Regions from separate parts of the Homo sapiens genome. Here region 2 is linked to region 1. Evidence: chromatin loops called from intact Hi-C (ENCODE). Cell type or tissue: IMR-90. All regions are shown on one strand. Links, peaks and the distances in the headings refer to the core of each region. The heading gives the core; the rest is flanking DNA.

What was found. Peaks named below come from ENCODE experiments on the same cell type or tissue, not always from the same donor. Only the 100,000 strongest peaks of a DNase experiment are listed, where the experiment ranks them.
Region 2: it touches region 1 in a loop (4-fold over the local background); 4 of 110 quality-filtered maps call a loop at or near these places.

What each region holds. Positions count from the first base shown.
Region 1 is chr2:55,911,721-55,920,323 of GRCh38, reverse strand. EFEMP1 (EGF containing fibulin extracellular matrix protein 1) reads left to right here. Exons shown (of 12, transcript NM_001039348.3): 4 at 2,057-2,105; 5 at 2,273-2,659. Among named protein-coding and RNA genes, the nearest start is that of EFEMP1, 7.8 kb to the left of the region's middle. In IMR-90, for the core only: no CTCF peak of the experiment used is centred there; a DNase peak (open chromatin) is centred at 3,423; H3K27ac peaks cover 1,335 bases.
Region 2 is chr2:55,839,064-55,847,666 of GRCh38, reverse strand. The region is part of intron 2 of LOC112268416 (a long non-coding RNA gene); the gene reads right to left. Among named protein-coding and RNA genes, the nearest start is that of EFEMP1, 80 kb to the left of the region's middle. In IMR-90, for the core only: no CTCF peak of the experiment used is centred there; a DNase peak (open chromatin) is centred at 4,346; H3K27ac peaks cover 1,881 bases.

The sequences.
Region 1 (8,603 bases), core at 1,576-5,575:
TATACAGATTATACAAATTGCCAAGGAAATAGAAAAGCAAGGAGGTGATTAATGTTGGTGCCAGCATATTAGAGGAGACAGAACTCTGTGCTGGTTCTTGAAGGAAGTGATGACCTTGGTTGGATTGATCTAGAAAGGCTGAAGAGGCACCTGAGTCAGAGAGTGGCATAATCAAAAGCTAGAGCTGAAAGCACCTGAGACCAATCCAGGTGGTGATAAGGTCAGATCAGCTGGAACTGGGTAGTGGGAAGAACCCAGAGATGGTGATGATGAGAGATCTGCAGGTCACTGTGAGGTCTCAGAGAGAGGAGCAACATAACCAAGAGCACAAGAAAGATCATGGGGTCTGTATGCAGCATGTAGAGATGCGGGGCCTTGCCTACTCATGGGCCAGCAAAAGCCTTTCTTAGTAGACATGGTAGAAATGGACACAAAGTCAGCAGAGATGGAAGGAAAATAAGTGGAGCATTCAGCACTGATGTTAAAGTTGGAATCCTGGGTTTCGAAAAAGGTAGTGGTACCTTTAACACTGTTTGGGAAACAAGAAAAAAATTAGTCTGAGAGACAAAGTGAATTTAGTTCTCGCTCCAGTAAGTTTCAGACATCAGTAAAATATCTAAATGGATCTCTGGGCTTCCATTCAGCTATTTCCTTGTCAAGCATCCATTGTGTACATAAGCAGCTCTCAGTTATATTAAAAGAATTTAAGTTTATTTGTTTGTTTACTCCACTTTTGCTCAATCCTTCCTTGGGCTTCTTCCTTACAGTGACTTTCTCAAATGAGCGTCTGATCAGATTGTTTCCTGAGCTTAAAAATTCTTCAGAGGCCTCTTATCGCCTGTAGCAACATTTCTCAAGAAGTAGTTCCTAGACAACCTGTATGGGAATCGCCTGGGATACTTGCTAAGAATTTAGATTCCAGGCCCCCTACCCAGACCTACAGAATCAAATCCTTTGGGTGGGCCCAGGAATCTTCATTTTAACAAGAACCCTGAATGATCCTTAGACACAATAAAGCTTGAGATTCACTGACCTTCAGGGTAGAATTCAGGCTTCCATTCCTAAAGAAAGGCTTTCTTGTTTTGGCCCTGCCTACCTCTGTAACCTCATCCTCCACCTACCCAGAACTCCTTGCAGCTCCTTCCCTTTTCAAAAATTTTATGCCTTTGTCACAATAGCCTCTCTTCCTAGAATTCCCACATTCACCTGGAAAAATCCTGCTCATCCTGTAAAGCCTGATTTACTGTCACCTCCTCTGTCAAGTCTTCCCTTCTGCCCTGCCATGCTCACCCATGCCCCCGGGCAGAGTCCATTACTCCTTCCTGCATACACTTGTAGAAGGCACCTGCCATCTTGCTGCAACTTGTCTACCTATCTGTCTCCTCTTCTGGTCTTTGAGCTGCTTGAGGACAGGGACAAAGTCTGCATCATCTTTGCATCCCCAGGCCCTAAAACTGCCTGGTTTCAGAAGGTGATCCATAGGCTGTTTGTTCAGTGGGTGAACTAGAGAGGAGATTGAAGCTGGGAACTGCTAGGAGGAACACCTCTGTTCCTTAGGAGCTGAAGCTAGGGAGCAGGTCAGGGTGTGAGATGGAGGTGCTTGAATGCTGTAAGAGGATTTAGAGAGAGAGAGAAGAGTCCAGGGCTGGTTGGGGGTGGGGGCGGGGGAGAGGGCGAGGAAAGAGAGAGAATTTGGTCTTTTTTTTTTTTAACATTTCCAATGTGGGAAAAAAGGCAAATTAATAAAGAGCAGTCAGAGAAGTTGGAGAAGATTAGTCTCAAAACAGAAAAGAAGATGGTACTGGGCAACTGTACCAAAAAGAACAGAAGAGTTTAGGCAGCTGATGGTTGAGAATGGACCCCCGAAGCTGTCCAATGCACAGACTTGTCTTTTGAAAAAAAAGCGATAGAATGTTAAACCACCCATCTCATCATATATCTAGGACTTTAGCACAAGGATTGTTGCCATAAGAATGAAGCTTTTAGAGTGATTTCTTAGGGAATGGACACACCAATTAACTGTCTCCTGGCCCCACCTTTGATGTTTTCTTCACAGCAATGCACTGACGGATATGAGTGGGATCCTGTGAGACAGCAATGCAAAGGTGAGCCAGCTTCAAAGACTTCCATGTGATCATTGCCTTCTGTCTCCATCTCTTGTGTCACTCTTCCTGTCCTGTCTGTGTTATACCAAAAAGGCATGAGCATTATATTTACATGTTTGATTTTTCCCTCTTAGAAGATTCCTGACTTATTTTATTACTGACCACAGATATTGATGAATGTGACATTGTCCCAGACGCTTGTAAAGGTGGAATGAAGTGTGTCAACCACTATGGAGGATACCTCTGCCTTCCGAAAACAGCCCAGATTATTGTCAATAATGAACAGCCTCAGCAGGAAACACAACCAGCAGAAGGAACCTCAGGGGCAACCACCGGGGTTGTAGCTGCCAGCAGCATGGCAACCAGTGGAGTGTTGCCCGGGGGTGGTTTTGTGGCCAGTGCTGCTGCAGTCGCAGGCCCTGAAATGCAGACTGGCCGAAATAACTTTGTCATCCGGCGGAACCCAGCTGACCCTCAGCGCATTCCCTCCAACCCTTCCCACCGTATCCAGTGTGCAGCAGGCTACGAGCAAAGTGAACACAACGTGTGCCAAGGTAGGAATAACTTATTTTCCTAACCATTGAAAGCTTTTGCCCAAGTGCACCTCGTGGTGAGGATGATGATAATTTATTAAGGACTTCTCGCGTGCCAGACATCATGCTAAGTGCTTTGTCTGCATTATATTTAATCATCACAATATTCCTAAAGGGTAGTTGCTGTAGTTGTCATCATTGCTTTACAAATGGGAAACTGTGGCTTAGAAAGTTCATCAGTGGTTCCCAACCCTAGCTGCCCATATTTAGAGTCACTTGGGAACCTTTAAAACTTCTCGATGGCGAAGCTACACCCCAGCCCAGTTAAATCACAGTCTCTGAGGTGGGTTCCAGGCATCGGCTTTTTTTTCAGTTCCTCATGTGCGGCCAAGTTTGAGAACCAGAGGTCACACAGGTGCTAAGTGCAGAGCTGACCTTCCAACCCAGGAAGGCGGGTGCCAAAGTCACAGCTGGCAAAAGTCACCATCAGGTTATTCACTGGGAATTTGAAATTATGCTGTCAAGCTACTCTACAGATGTACCCCTTTGGTTTCTCAAGTTTCTTTTCATCGAACTTGCCACAGACTTATTTTCCTCATTCAGGAGTAAAGAAATGGGGCTCCTGCTTCTCATTACCTTGGAGGGATTCTCCCCCACTCACGTTTATATCTCTTTTAAGCTCTCATTTGACGACGTTTCACTTATATCACTTGCACCATGGCATCATCTGCCTAGGGTTTTCTGTTTATTTTCACAGAGCATACACATCACTGTGTATTCTAGAAACAGCTGTAGGCTCGTATTAGCAAAGTGATAAGAATCTGGGGCTTTGAAGACATGTAGGATATTAGCTAACTGAACTGTGCTATGAGATTGTTTCCCTTTCTTCTTGGCAAACCATTTCAGAGCAGCCTGGTGTGGAGACTGTGTTACTGAAATGGGGCCATAGGAGCCTCCAGACTCCTTTCTCCCTGCCAGAGGCTGATTAGGTAGATCCCATAGTGCAGAACTCCATGTCACCACCACATACGTGTATGGCACACGTGGGCCAATGGAAAGGGTCCAGGAGTTCTTACTTTCTAACTGGTCATGTGTAAGGAAGAGAGCACCTTCCTCCCTTAACACCAAGGGTTTCAATAGAGACCACTGAGCTGCTACATTAAATGAAAGATGCATTTTCTTGTGCCCTGGGATGCTGCCCCTTATTCACCCGTGTTTAGTTTTATCTTCTGTGTAAAAGATACTCGAGTTTAAATGGCTTAAAAATGAAGCAAGGGGCTGGGCACGGTGGCTCACGCCTGTAATCCCAGCACTTTGGGAAGATGAGGCGGGTGGATCACCTGAGGTCGGGAGTTCAAGACCAGCCTGGCCAACATGGCGAAACCCCATCTCTACTAAAAATACAAAAATTCTCTATGAATGGTGGCACATGCCTGTAGTCTCAAATACTAGAGAGGCTGAAGCAGGAGAATTGCTTGAACCTGGGAGGTGAAGGTTGCAGTGAGCCGAGATCATGCTACTGCACTCCAGCCTGGGCAACAGAGTGAGACTCTGTCTCAAAAAAAAAAAAAAAAAAAATGAAGGAAACTTGTCATGCTCTGACTCTTATTTATTTCATATTTTGTTTGTAAGCTTTAAGTACCCCACATCAAGACCTAACCCATGTTGTGATGGTGTCACTTTTCAGAGGGTGCATCGTATTAGCATCTGTTTCGTGTTACTGTCATGAGTCAGAATTCCAGTATTGATGATGAATGCTTCAGCATCTGCTTGATATTCTGATATTGAATTTAAGGATTATGTCAAGGAGATAAAATGATGAGGTTATTCTTATACATGTATTTGGGTTAATACTGATAAAAAAAATCTTGAGTTTATTTAAGATAGACCAACTTTTAATTGTGTTATTTAGTTATATAACTAGACTGGAAAGTTTGGTAGTATTTTTCCCAAAATCAAAAAATTTTGCTGAAAAATTCTTAAGTATCAACTTTTATATACTGAATTATTTTGAATACTTTAGATGTGTACTTTAATGGTACTTGGGAGAAAAAAAAACCAGATAAATGAATGAGTCATTTCCCAAAGTAGTTTGTAGACCGTCATTGACATTTATGGTTGAATTCAAGAACAATGCCCAGAACTAAATGAAGAGGTCCTAGAATAAAATATATTCAAGACTTACAACATGTATTGGTTACGGTAGAAACTGTACTGTGATTAATGAAAATAAAATCCTATTTAACTTTTCTAGAAAATATTTAGACTACCTAACAAAGTAAGTTACGTTTCACATAGTAAAACATTTATAGTTCTTTCTTCTTTGGGAATTTTTTTTAGTTATAAGCAGACTATTAAGTGCCTTGCTTATGGAATATGCTAAATACATACCTGTTGACTGTGTGCACACAGGTTATTTCCAACCCAAATTGATCTGTGTAATTCAGCCAGTTTCTAAAATTTGGGATTGGTGTCTATACCATTGAAAGCAGGGTTAAAAGTTTTTTGGAAGGCTTAGGGCTTAAGTTGGATTTCTTCCCACCTCACAATTTTGCAAAGTGCCCATAAATGTGGATTTACTTAATTGTTGATAAAAGGGGGTTATTTCATATGATAACAACAGGATAATCTGTCTAGGGAATTTGACTAACATAAGTCGAGTCACACTTGTGCCCATTTCTTATTGAGCTAATCAAACATGCAGTCCAGCTTCTTCTAATTGCCTGCAGATGTATGACATTCTCATTCCAGGCCAGCAGCACAAAATAATATTTTATAACCAATGTGGAAGTATGGGGACCTCTGTTTAGAACAATAATGTGCTCTAAGGACCTATATTATTGACATCATCATGGAGTTTGAAGAGTCTTCTGTTTTAATAAAGATCTCCACTCCCTTTTAAATGTTGCATATTTATGCCCAGTAATCCAGACACATTTCCTATGGTCTACTGGATAGAATAAATGAATCTTACAGATGAGTCTTATTTGCATAAAAATTATTTCTTTTTTCTATGTATATTTTTTAGCAGGTATAGTTTATCATTATATAACCTAAAACTCAGGACATTTTAAATGTAAGAACTGAAATCTGTACTGTGTTTCAGTCTTCAAATCAATTGTGCCTTTGAATGCACTATACCAGTCACAGATGGCTTCTAAATAATTTAAATAATACCACTAGATATTTTAAATGTACACTATTTTATAAATATATCCTTTAAATAGCTGTCCATTTAACTGTTTAATGAAAACATGATATGTTTATTCCCCTTCATGTATTTTTGGGGGTGTTTTCAGTTTTGTACAAAAACAAGGAGTTTGAAATACAACATAACATTCAAAGATCAGGTCACAGTGAGCAGGTTTTTTTCAGGTAATTTTTTGCTAAATGAGGATCATGCTGTGGGAGCCAGTAACGCTGGGAGTTTCCCATGACTGACATTATTCTTGGCATCTATAAAATGAAGATCATTTCAGTGTTACATACCTGGGGCCATGTATAGATAGAGTTTTCGAAATTAATTGTTTCCATTAGATATCATCTGCCTCAAAGACAACAGATACTCATCTACACCAAAAAGAAGTTGAATGAATGGGGAATATATTATAATCTGTTGATGGCTCACTTTAGTTTTCTACACCTTTATTGCATAGTCTCTTTCTCCTTTTTTTTTGAGACAGAGTCTCACGCTGTCACCCAGGCTGGAGTGCAGAGGTGCTATCTTGGCTCACTGCAACTTCCACCTTCTGGGTTTAAGCAATTCTTGTGCCTCAGCCTCCCGAGTAGCTGTGACTACAGGCGTGCACCACCACACCCTGCTAATTTTTGTATTTTTAGTAGAGATGGGGTTTCACCATGTTGGCCAGGCTGGTCTCGAGCTCCTGACCTCAGATGATGTGCCCACCTCAGCCTCCCAAAGTGCTGGTGTTACAGGCCTGAGCCACTGTACCTGGCAATAGTCTCTATATAATCTTTCTAAAGGAGATGGAGTTAGAAATCACTAGATGAAGTTGAGAAAGGATTTTTTAAAATCATATATAACTTTCTAAGACTTCCATTCCTGTATTAAAAAAAAAAAGTCATTTGGGAACTGACAAGAAAGAGAAAGCATTGATTGCCCTAATTGAAGAAACTTGTTTGTTTAATTGAACTTTAAAAAAATTAAAACACATGGCATTTTGCATACCTGGTAATTAAGCCACTAATAAACCCTGTCAGGACTTACAGGCATGACTACTAACTTGGTAAAGAAACTGTGCCATCGAGAAATGAACTCAGTACGAATGTCCAATAAAGTTGATTGTAAAACCAAATCGAGTACAGTACCTGGCTTATGTTGTATAAAGTATCATTGAGAAATATGAAAAAAACATACCCTAGGGTTTCCACCATCTCTGTCTACCAGGACTGTCCAGTTTCAAAACCAAAAGCTCCATGTTCCTGGAAATGCCTTTGTCCCAGGCAAATAGGATGGTTGAGCCCCTAGCATACCCACACAGCCAAATCGCCTGCACCTCACAGACAAGAGTGAAGAAGTCCTAACGTTAGAGCCATTTTTTCAGGTTGAGGCATTGCTTGTCCAGTGAGACTATTTTTACAATTTGTTTTGTACTTTCAAAAGACAAACTGCATTGATTTTTAAGTAGTTGGACAGAGTCTTTCTTTGCAGTTGTCGGGATCCCATTTGCCAGTGTGCCAATGAGCAAGTTTCTACATTGTTTTAGATGTTTTATGTGTAGGATGCCTGGACATTAGAACCTGCACACTTAGTTATGTGTCATATGTGTCATACCATGGGAAAGTTAGCAATCTTTTCACATTCCCACCTAGAAAAAATTTCACCACACAGCCAAATTAAATACTATGTTTCACCTATAAATTTTTCAGTTTGCTAAAATTTTTATTTTTTCCAACTTTCAGCTATATTTTCAATCATTTTATTTTGTCATTATTACATGTGATACAGGAGTGATTAGAACACTAAAAAATACATATTTGCCTCCTGTAAAGTCTAAAGGAACAAATTACAGTGTACATAGGGTTCAAATTTAAAAACCTCTATAGTCTTAGGCATCATCCATTTATATTCTACATATTTCTTTATAAACATAAGGGTAACTAAACTACTCTTTTGAAAAAGGAAGAAGTTATTATCTGTACATCTACCTTTGCAAAGAGGAACTTGAAGTAACATATACAGCTTCTCAGATGCTAGGGATATCTTTCTTTGACTTCTTTCATTTTAAACTTAAGTGATCTTATATCCAGAAGAGAATTAGAAAATCATAGTGTAACCAAGTGGCTTAGATACCTGGCATTGTCATTACCAAACAGCTTTCAAACACTGCCCTTTTGTTGATTCTCATTAATGTCATTAGGGTCGCTGGCTGCATGGGTTAGTTTTGTGAGGAAATGCCTAATTTTTCTTCCATATAATTATACAGCCCAGTGAAGACCTGTGATCTCAGAAAATAGATATTTTGCAAAAGGAAGACTATAATTGAGTAAATTATGATGTTAACCTTAAAAAAAAGTACTTTAAGCAGTAAGAAAAATGGGCATTTAGCCTCCTTACAGTTCTTCATTGTTTTTAGTTGTTAATTATCTCAAGTACCTGAAAATTCTCTTAAGTTATATAAATGGATAAGAGTTGAGTTTACAGGGGAGAAAATTATTTTTCAAATAAGCCGATGCAGTGTATGGAAGTAATTGATTTACTCCTAAAAAAAATCTAGCATTGTTTCATAATTTACTTTTCAATATGCTGCAGCCATTAAATTTCTAGTCAATTTATGTCATTTTCAATACACATTTGTGAGCAGTATTTATAGGTATCTGATTCATACACAGTCAGAAAGTGTTCTTAAAATTGCTTCATAAAAATTGAATGACAACCGTTAGAGGTGGAAGGATAGAAGAGGTCAGTATGATCACTCTCCTGCAGCAGGACTGTGCTACACAC
Region 2 (8,603 bases), core at 2,442-6,441, 74 kb after region 1:
AGGTGACTCTATATCCTCTTTCAGTTACATTTATGGGTATATTATTGAAAAAAGTATTTGGAAAATTATATAAATTCATAGAAATATAATACGTTAGTGATAATTTTGGTTATGTTAAATTTTCGTAAAAGTTATATTTGTGTTGATATTGTTGATGTGAATACTCTAAAGATTATATGGAATTTATAAAAGTCTTGATGTAACTCAGTCATGATTCTGGTTGTTATCTTAAAATACGTAATAGAAATAACTAAGTTTCCCTGCCAATTGTGAACTTTCATCAGTTTTAACCATGACTATTCTAAGTTTTTGTCATCCACAGTTATTGTTTTGATTTTTCTCTAAAAGCATCTGCAATCAGCTATAATTGCTTTTCTTTTTTTTTTGTTTTGTTTTGTTTTGTTTTAAGACAGAGTCTCGCTCTGTCACCCAGGCTGCAGTGGTCTGCAGAGCCACAATCTTGGCTCACTGCAACCTCCACCTCCCGGGTTCAAGTGATTCTCCTGCCTCAGCCTCCCAAGTAGCTAGGATTACAGGCACCCACCACCATCCCTGGCTAATGTTTGTATTGTTCATAGAGACAGGGTTTCACCATGTTGGCCAGGCTGGTCTAGAACTCCTGACCTCAGGTGATCCACCCACCTATACCTCCCAAAGTGCTGAGATTACAGGCATGAGCCACCACAACTGGCCTATAATTGCTTTCCATGAAAAAGATTCTAACAGTATGTTTAAGATAACACAGGTTTCCAATAACTTTAAGACCAACAGACTAAATAAAATTTTCAGAACTATAATAAAGAAATTGAAGAATTCATGAAACTGCTAATGAAGATCAAACAGAACAAAAATTAATTATGCAAGATTAAGTAACTAATGAAAATAATGTTTTTATTACTGTTAGTAGAAACATTAGTTCTATACATAAATGTGTTGTTTCCCAGATTTAAGGAAATTTTCTGTCTTAAGCTATCTATAGTTTACAGCAATTTAGTAAAATATAATTTTGTGAACAAGAATGAAAGCATTTGCTTTTGCTCCTTACTTGATTCTTCCAAAATTCAGAAACTATTTGTAAGTATTCTGATGGCAATATGGTTACTTGTGTAACTCTAATAAAAAGCTGCTCTCTCTTTATAGCAGGTTACAATTGGAAATATTGGTTATATTGCCAAGATTTTAGTGTCATATTTGAGAATGTGCATAGAATACCTGGCTTCCCAGCCTTACAGCGAGTACATTTAAAAATGTCACTCTCTGACAGGCCCAGGAACCTGAAGACTGTAGATAAAATCTAAAGTCTGCCTTAGCTTGGCTGCCTAGCCTCAAGAGGCTTGTAAATCTGAAGTTTCTATGTGATCAATGTAAAGAGAAGAAGTTATGTTTCTAAAGAAAAGCTACAATACACCTGTTATTAGACTGTAGCCCTGTGCATTGTTTCCAAGTTCTTGTTATCTGCCTATAGACTAGACTATCTTCTCTTTGTAAACTTTGCGTCTGGTACTTGTTAAATTTTTGCAGAAATATAACTCCTAAATGCTGTCCCAGTACTTTGAGATGATGGGAAAAGACTATAGAACAAGGTTAAACTTAATAATGAACTCCAAGTAGCCTTAGCCTGAGAGCCTCTCCCTTCAAATCTCCTTTGTTGCTCAAATGTGGCTAAAAGAGTTTTAACACTGACTGCTAGCTGCCATTCACTCTCTCCAATATGGGACCAGACCAGAAACCCAGGACAGGCCCATCCTGGCACAAAGGGCCATCAAAATCTAACTACAGGATGATTGATCAACAATGTGTTTGGAGAGAGATCTTGATCAAAAGTGGGAAATGGGACAGGTGCAGTGCTCACACTTAAAATCCCAACACTTTGGGAGGCCAAGGCAGGAGGACTGCTTGAGGCCAGGAGTTCAAGACCAGCCTGGGCAACATGGAAGGAGCCCATCTGTACACTATAGGTGTGTTGACACACACCTATAGTCCTAGCCACTCAGGAGGCAGAGGTGGGAGAATCACTTGAGCCCAAGAGTTCGAGGCTACAGTGAGCTATGATTTTCCAGCCCAGATGACAGAGCAAGACTCTCTCTCAAAAAAAAAAAAAAAAAATGGCAGCAGTGGGTGAAAATATGAGAGTTGTTAGAATCAAAATATAGTCACCCGTGTTAAAAAAAAAAAAAACCCTGACAAATAAGGCCAGGAATAAATATGAAGAGGGCAGTTCTCATTCATAAATGAATGATAAAAACTATCACAAAAGATTTTGCAAAAACTGCAGACTTGCACACACAAAAATACTTCTTCGAGGACATTTCCCCAGCAAGTGCCTGTCTAACTTTGGGCTGCTGTCATCATTGTTGTTGATCCTTGTAGCCAAGGATAATTATCTCAAAACAATTATGTAATTTTCCTTATTTTTCCTTTAAAAAGTTTTCTCTTCCTTTTACCCGCCTGAGTATGCACATAGTTTACCATGGCACATGTAAGCAAAGGTTGCCTCATCAAAGCTAAAAAAAGACTGTGCAATTCCCATTGCAATGCTCTATTCCCAAATAAATATCATTTTCTTTTAGAGGGCCTCTCTCTGTGATTTAGACTAACAGCAATAAACCAAAAGTAGGGCTGGAAGACATCATAAGTAAGTAAACTGCATTAAGGTCTTTGGTCTCTGTTAAAGTAATTGTACTAATAGAAAACTATTTATGAAAGTTAATTTACGAAATACAGAAGTCTTCTCAACACCCCTAACATCACATGATGGAAACTGGAGATGACTCTTCTTCCCCATCTCTAGACAAGGCAAATAAAGAAAAAACTAACTTTACACTAGGAAGTGCGTGCCTCTAGTCCCAGCTACTTGAAAGGCTGAGGCAGGAGGATCGCTTGATCCCACGGTTCAAGGCTGCAGTGAGCTATGATCGTACCACTGCACTCTAGCCTGGGCAACAGAGTGAGACCCTATCGAAGAAGGAGGAGAAGGAGAAGGAGAGGAAGAGGAAGAGGAAGGAGAAGGAGGGAAAGAAAGAAAGGAAAGAAAGAAAGAAAGAAAGAAAGAAAGAAAGAAAGAAAGAAAGAAAGAAAGAAGACTAGGAATATCTAGGCAGCTATTAAAATTAGTCTGTTTTCATGAAGGATCTAAATGGAATAGGTAAGGCATTAAGCAGTTACAATGTCTAATTTAAATTGAAAACACAATACACATACCTGTGAGATTCTTTTTTAGACCACTGAAATGCACTTCCTTTAGACCAAACATCTAAAGGACACTGTTAAATATAAAGTTTAAACATAAAAATCCCTTATAATGCAGTAAACATTTATGTGGGCTGAAGAATATATTCAATTGTGTAGGACTGAAGAATTGATAAAACAGTAAGTACTCCTTTGTATGCTTCTTAGAGATTAATGTAGAGCTGTTGAATATCAGTTGCAACTTAATAACATGCTCAGATTTTTGCATTTTTTTTTAATTGCTCAAGATTTGGCACATTTTTTTCTGTTGAGTGAAAGCCCATGCATGCAATTACCTGTGAGGAAAGCTATAGACACGTTAGGGCCACTTTGCCTTAACAGAAGTAGCTGTACATTATGAATTGCATATTCTCCATCTCTGGTCCTAAATCTAGCAGGCCATTCCAAAAGCTTCCATGGGGGCTTCAGCATATATCATTTACTTCCTGTTCCAAAAAAAAATAGTTCCTTAAACAGCAATTCTCTTCTTGTTCCCAAAAACCGTTTCAAACACTCTGTGATGAAATTATGCAAAGGAAACAAAACAAGTGATCCTTTGGATGTTACAAAATGGCAGTCAGGAAGTCTAATAGCAGCCTATGACCACTTGGGAGGAGGATAAAATTAAACATCTGCTCAAAGACACAAAAGAAATTTTGTTGACATTGTTTTTTTAATGGTCCAAGTGTCGATCTGAGGATTCCATTTTGAAGTCACTGAAGTTATATCAAGATACATTTTTTATTCAATGAGAGTGCTCAGAGGTGGGTGGGGCAAGTTTCCATGTCACACAAATAAAAATAGATGATAAATAAAAAGAAGAAATGAAACATGATGTAATACAAAGCCATTTAGCTCTGCCAGATGCTTCTGTAGCAAACAAGGAATAGCAGCAAGTCAAATGCATGTCCTGTTATCTTCCCATAGCTTCAGTAATGAATTATTTGGTGTGAAAGCAAGCTTGGGCCCCAGATCTTGACAGTTTTATAGTCCTTGGTCAAAGTTTTCAACAGCGTTTGGGGCAGGCGTGACTAGGCAGCTAGATTACACATACTGAATTTCCACTTACAGATACACAATGTTTACTTTTCAGGGTGAGCCAGTAAACCAGCTCACCAATTAGGCCACACATTCTTTGTGCCTCATGAAAGCTAAGCAAAGACTGTGGATGTAAAAGCCTCAGAAACACATGCAGCTGGAATTTCCTCCAATGTGCCGTCACACAATCTCCATGAAAAAGACTCTCAGTGACCAGTAGCCTTCTGTATCACAAGCACAAGTGTCTCTCGAGTGGAGAGTTCTAGTTCTGTGGGTTCTGAAGACCCACATCCAGGCAGATGAAAGGATCAAACTTCAGAAACAGAGGCAAAGTTTTACCAAAAAATCACCTAAACTCCTTTATGCTCCCTATCACTTAGCCTGTCATTCAAGTTTCTCCGCAATCAATTGTTCAACTTTTTAAACCAAACTTTCCTTAAATGAATCCTATGTTCCAATCAAACTGATCTTCTCATGGTATTCTAAATATGCAGTATGAATTTCTACCTCTCTGTCTCTGCTCAAACCATTGGCTCCACTCAGAATGTCATCATCCTGCCCTCCCTATCTCTTCTTCCTCATCATAAATCTAACACCTGCACCTAGACCCCATTCAAAGGCAACCTCCTCCATGAACACTTCTTGGCTACAGTGATTTCTGTCTTCTCTGGCCTCTTGTAGCATTAACTTCTTTTACACAAATTTGATGCTAATACTGCTACATGAACATCTTCATATCATCATAGAACTTTTTATGTATGTGTATTTTGCCCTCCCAAGAAACTGCCCAGCCACCTGTAAGCCACTTCTACTTGGGTGGCAGTCATACTGCAAATTCAACAAATCTACACCAAACCTATATCCTTCTTAAATATCTACTGCCAGAACCATCATTCATACATTTCAGCTAGGCTCAAAATTATGAAATCACCTTTGATTTTTCCATATTCCCCATATTCAATTAGTCACCAGGGCCTGGGAATTTTAGCATTAACATATCTCTTGCAACCACCGCTTTTTCCATTTCTGCTGCCAACACCCCTGTTCAGGCCTTTATTTCTTCATCTGGACTATTTCAATAGTCTCCCAATGGCCTCTCTATCTGCAGTTTATCCACCACCTCCAATCCAATCTGAGCATACAACTAGACTAATCTTCTCAAATACAGCTCTGACTCACATGATTTATCTGTGTAAACATCTCCAATGGCATCCCAAGGCCTACCAAATAAAGCAAAACTTCCTCAATCTGGCCTGAAGTGGGCCCAGTGTAGTGGATGTGGTAATGCCACCCAGATCCTCCTCTACCAGGATAATCATTCCCCTAGATACCAGCAATGTTGGCTTCTGCCAGGTCATAGTTGAACCCCTTGCCAGAAATCGCCTTTGGCAAAGGAGCAGTTTGTCCTGAGTTCGCCCCCTCCCCAGAGGTAGCCCACATTCAATGACTGATTGCTGTGAAGATACACAGCCCCAGCCCCTTGCCTCAATTCAGAACTTTGTGAGGTTATGCCAGCTTCTAATTACCACATGGGATCAGCTGACAGCCCTGTTGCAATTTCATTTCAGTTCAACTTCACCTTCTGCCATATCCTGCCCCTCTCACTCCCTCACTCTCTCACAGGAGTTAATCCCAAGAGCACTCCCCAATAAATTGCCTGCACTGGAATCTTCATCTCACAGTTTGTGCTCAGGAAACCCAGTGTAAGACACCCAACCACCTTTCTTTCATATCTTCCACTCTTGTCTTTTGTATATCCTCCACTCCAGTCAGTCTGGGTGATCTGCCATTCCTTTAAGCCATCTCATGCATTAACACTCACTCATTCATCCAAAAAGTGTCTACCGATTATCTAGAATGTTCCAGACTCTATAAGGAGTATTGGCCTAAATGAATATAGACAAGTAAACAGGCCAGTAGGATACAGTAGAAGCAGTGACTTCCCAGCTAACACCAGAGAAAGAGCAAGGGAAAAGAGTGTGCTAGATAGGGAAGAGCGTGCACGGAGTCTGAGAGATAGGAAAACCTGCCTGGTATGTGAGTGAACTGCAGGTGCACTTCAAAATGTCTGAAGCTCAGGGAGCTTGAGGAGTGGTGGCAAGAGATGAGGCAAGAGAGGTCAGCAGGTCCAGAATGAGAAAGACAAGAAGCCTTATTGGGGACCTGGACACTATCCTTAGAGCAAAGGGAAGATATTAGAGGGTTGTAAGGAAAGAAAACACAATGATCGTATTTGTGCCTTAGAAAGATTCCTTTGGCTACAACGTAGAGAAAGAATTACCTGGAGGGAAAGTTGAAGGGAAATGGCTACTGCAGTCATCCAAGCAAAAGATGATGGTGAGCTGACCCAAAAAGGTAGCAATAGAGATGGAAAGACCTGGACACATACAGAGATATAAAACAAAATAAAATATAAAAGATCTAGTGGTTCTTTACATGGAAGGTGTTGGGGAGGGAGGAGTCAAGATTATACCATGGTTCTGAATTGAATAACTGGGTGTACATTATTCACTAAGATAGGAAACTGAGGAAGATGCAGATTTGGGGAGAAAGATAATGGGTTTGGTTTTGAACATGCAGAACTTAAGGCATTTAAGTAAGAGCTGTGTATATGAATGTGCACAGCAGAAAGTTAGCTATATAGGTCTGAACTTCAAGAGGGCAGCCTGGCTAGAGACATAGGCAAGGCATCATCAGTATATATATACACTCATAGAAACCTGGAGATGAGATTGACAAGAGCCATCAGAAAAGCGGAAGTAAACACAGCAGAATGTGGTGTCTGAAGCCAAGAGAATAACTTCAAGATGAAGCAAGTGGACAACAGCATCAAATATTACTCAGGCCAAATAGAATAAGGACTAAAAAGAGTGTCCACTGATTAGAAAAGCCACTGTGCCTTTGCTCAAACTATACCCTTGGTTTGGGATGTCCTTTCCCACAACCAGAAACCAAAGAAACATTTTCCATCTTTCAAGGATCTGCTCAAGTTACCTCACATTTGCATATGGCAGTTTAGTGAACATCATCACGTTACCTCATTTACTGACAGTAAGATCTTGAGGGTTAAGACCATCTCTTATGCATCTTGGCATCCCCTTCAGCTCATTAAAATGTAGATGCTGTAGGTTCAGAAAAGGAGCCAAATGTGCAGGAAAAGGTTCATCAAAGAACAGAATCTAAGGGTTGGAAGAGCTGATCCACAGGGCAGAACCATTGCCTGTCCCTGCCAGCAAGAGGGTACACATAGGACAAGCCGCTGCCCATGTGGGAAGAGTGATGAAGAAATTTCCTTTACTGTTTAGAAAGGAACTCTAAATAGTCTTTATCCTTATATGCAAACTTAGTAAATGAAATGGTAAACAAGACTTTCCTGGCTTTTCATTGTGACATTAATTTTGTGGACCAGTTTAGTGCTAGATCTGGAACAAAATACCCACATCTTCCAAAGCCTGGCTGACATCACTTACCCAAAAGGGAGGCCATGAATAGCCACTGATAGCAGGCATTCATCTTCTGAGTTTTTTGTTTTGTTTTGTTTTTTTCTGGAGCGTAAACATCTAAAAAGGAAAGGCTTTTTGAACTAGGTGCAACTGCCAACTTCATTTACCCCCTCATATTTAATGAGCCTATTTTGCTTTATGAGTACTTCAAAAGAGCTGACAGAGAGGAGGAGGCTATGAATAGAAAACATGAAGCAACTTGCTGAGCCCTCATTGTGAGGTCGACAGCTTGCTTTGTCATACCCTTGCAGACCTACGTTTTCATGATTCCTTTTTCAAACACTTATCGAAATCCAAAGCAGAAGAGAATTCTTGATCTCCTCCAAAGTGTCAACATGAAAGACAATATTTTAAGGCAGCCTGAGGGAGATGTGGTCACCAACACAGTAACAACAATCAAGGTGGTAGTAATGCGGTACATTTTTTTGGAGGCATTAAGCCCAGTCCTCCAAAATTTGCTGCACAGCTGCAGGGATAGGAAATATTCTGCCCTTCCCCCATTCCTGCCTAAGCAACATTCCTGTTGAGTTGTCAAGAGGCCCTGGCATTTAGAACATTGGCAAATATTTACTCAACACCAGTAGAGTACTTTAAATACGGCGAGTCCTCAATGGTGGAGACACTCGACACCACTAACAAATAACCCTTTGAGCAGTAGCTTTTTATAAATGTAGGGAGGACAGAGTAGAGGAGATAAAAATTAATAAGGGTAGGAATTCCCAGCAGCTTCAATCTGGAATATGATGCCTAAAGGAATTTCAAGTTAGTAAGTTTGTAAATATCTATTAACACTAAGTACTGCAGGATTCTGGGTGGTCGCCTCTTTTCACCACC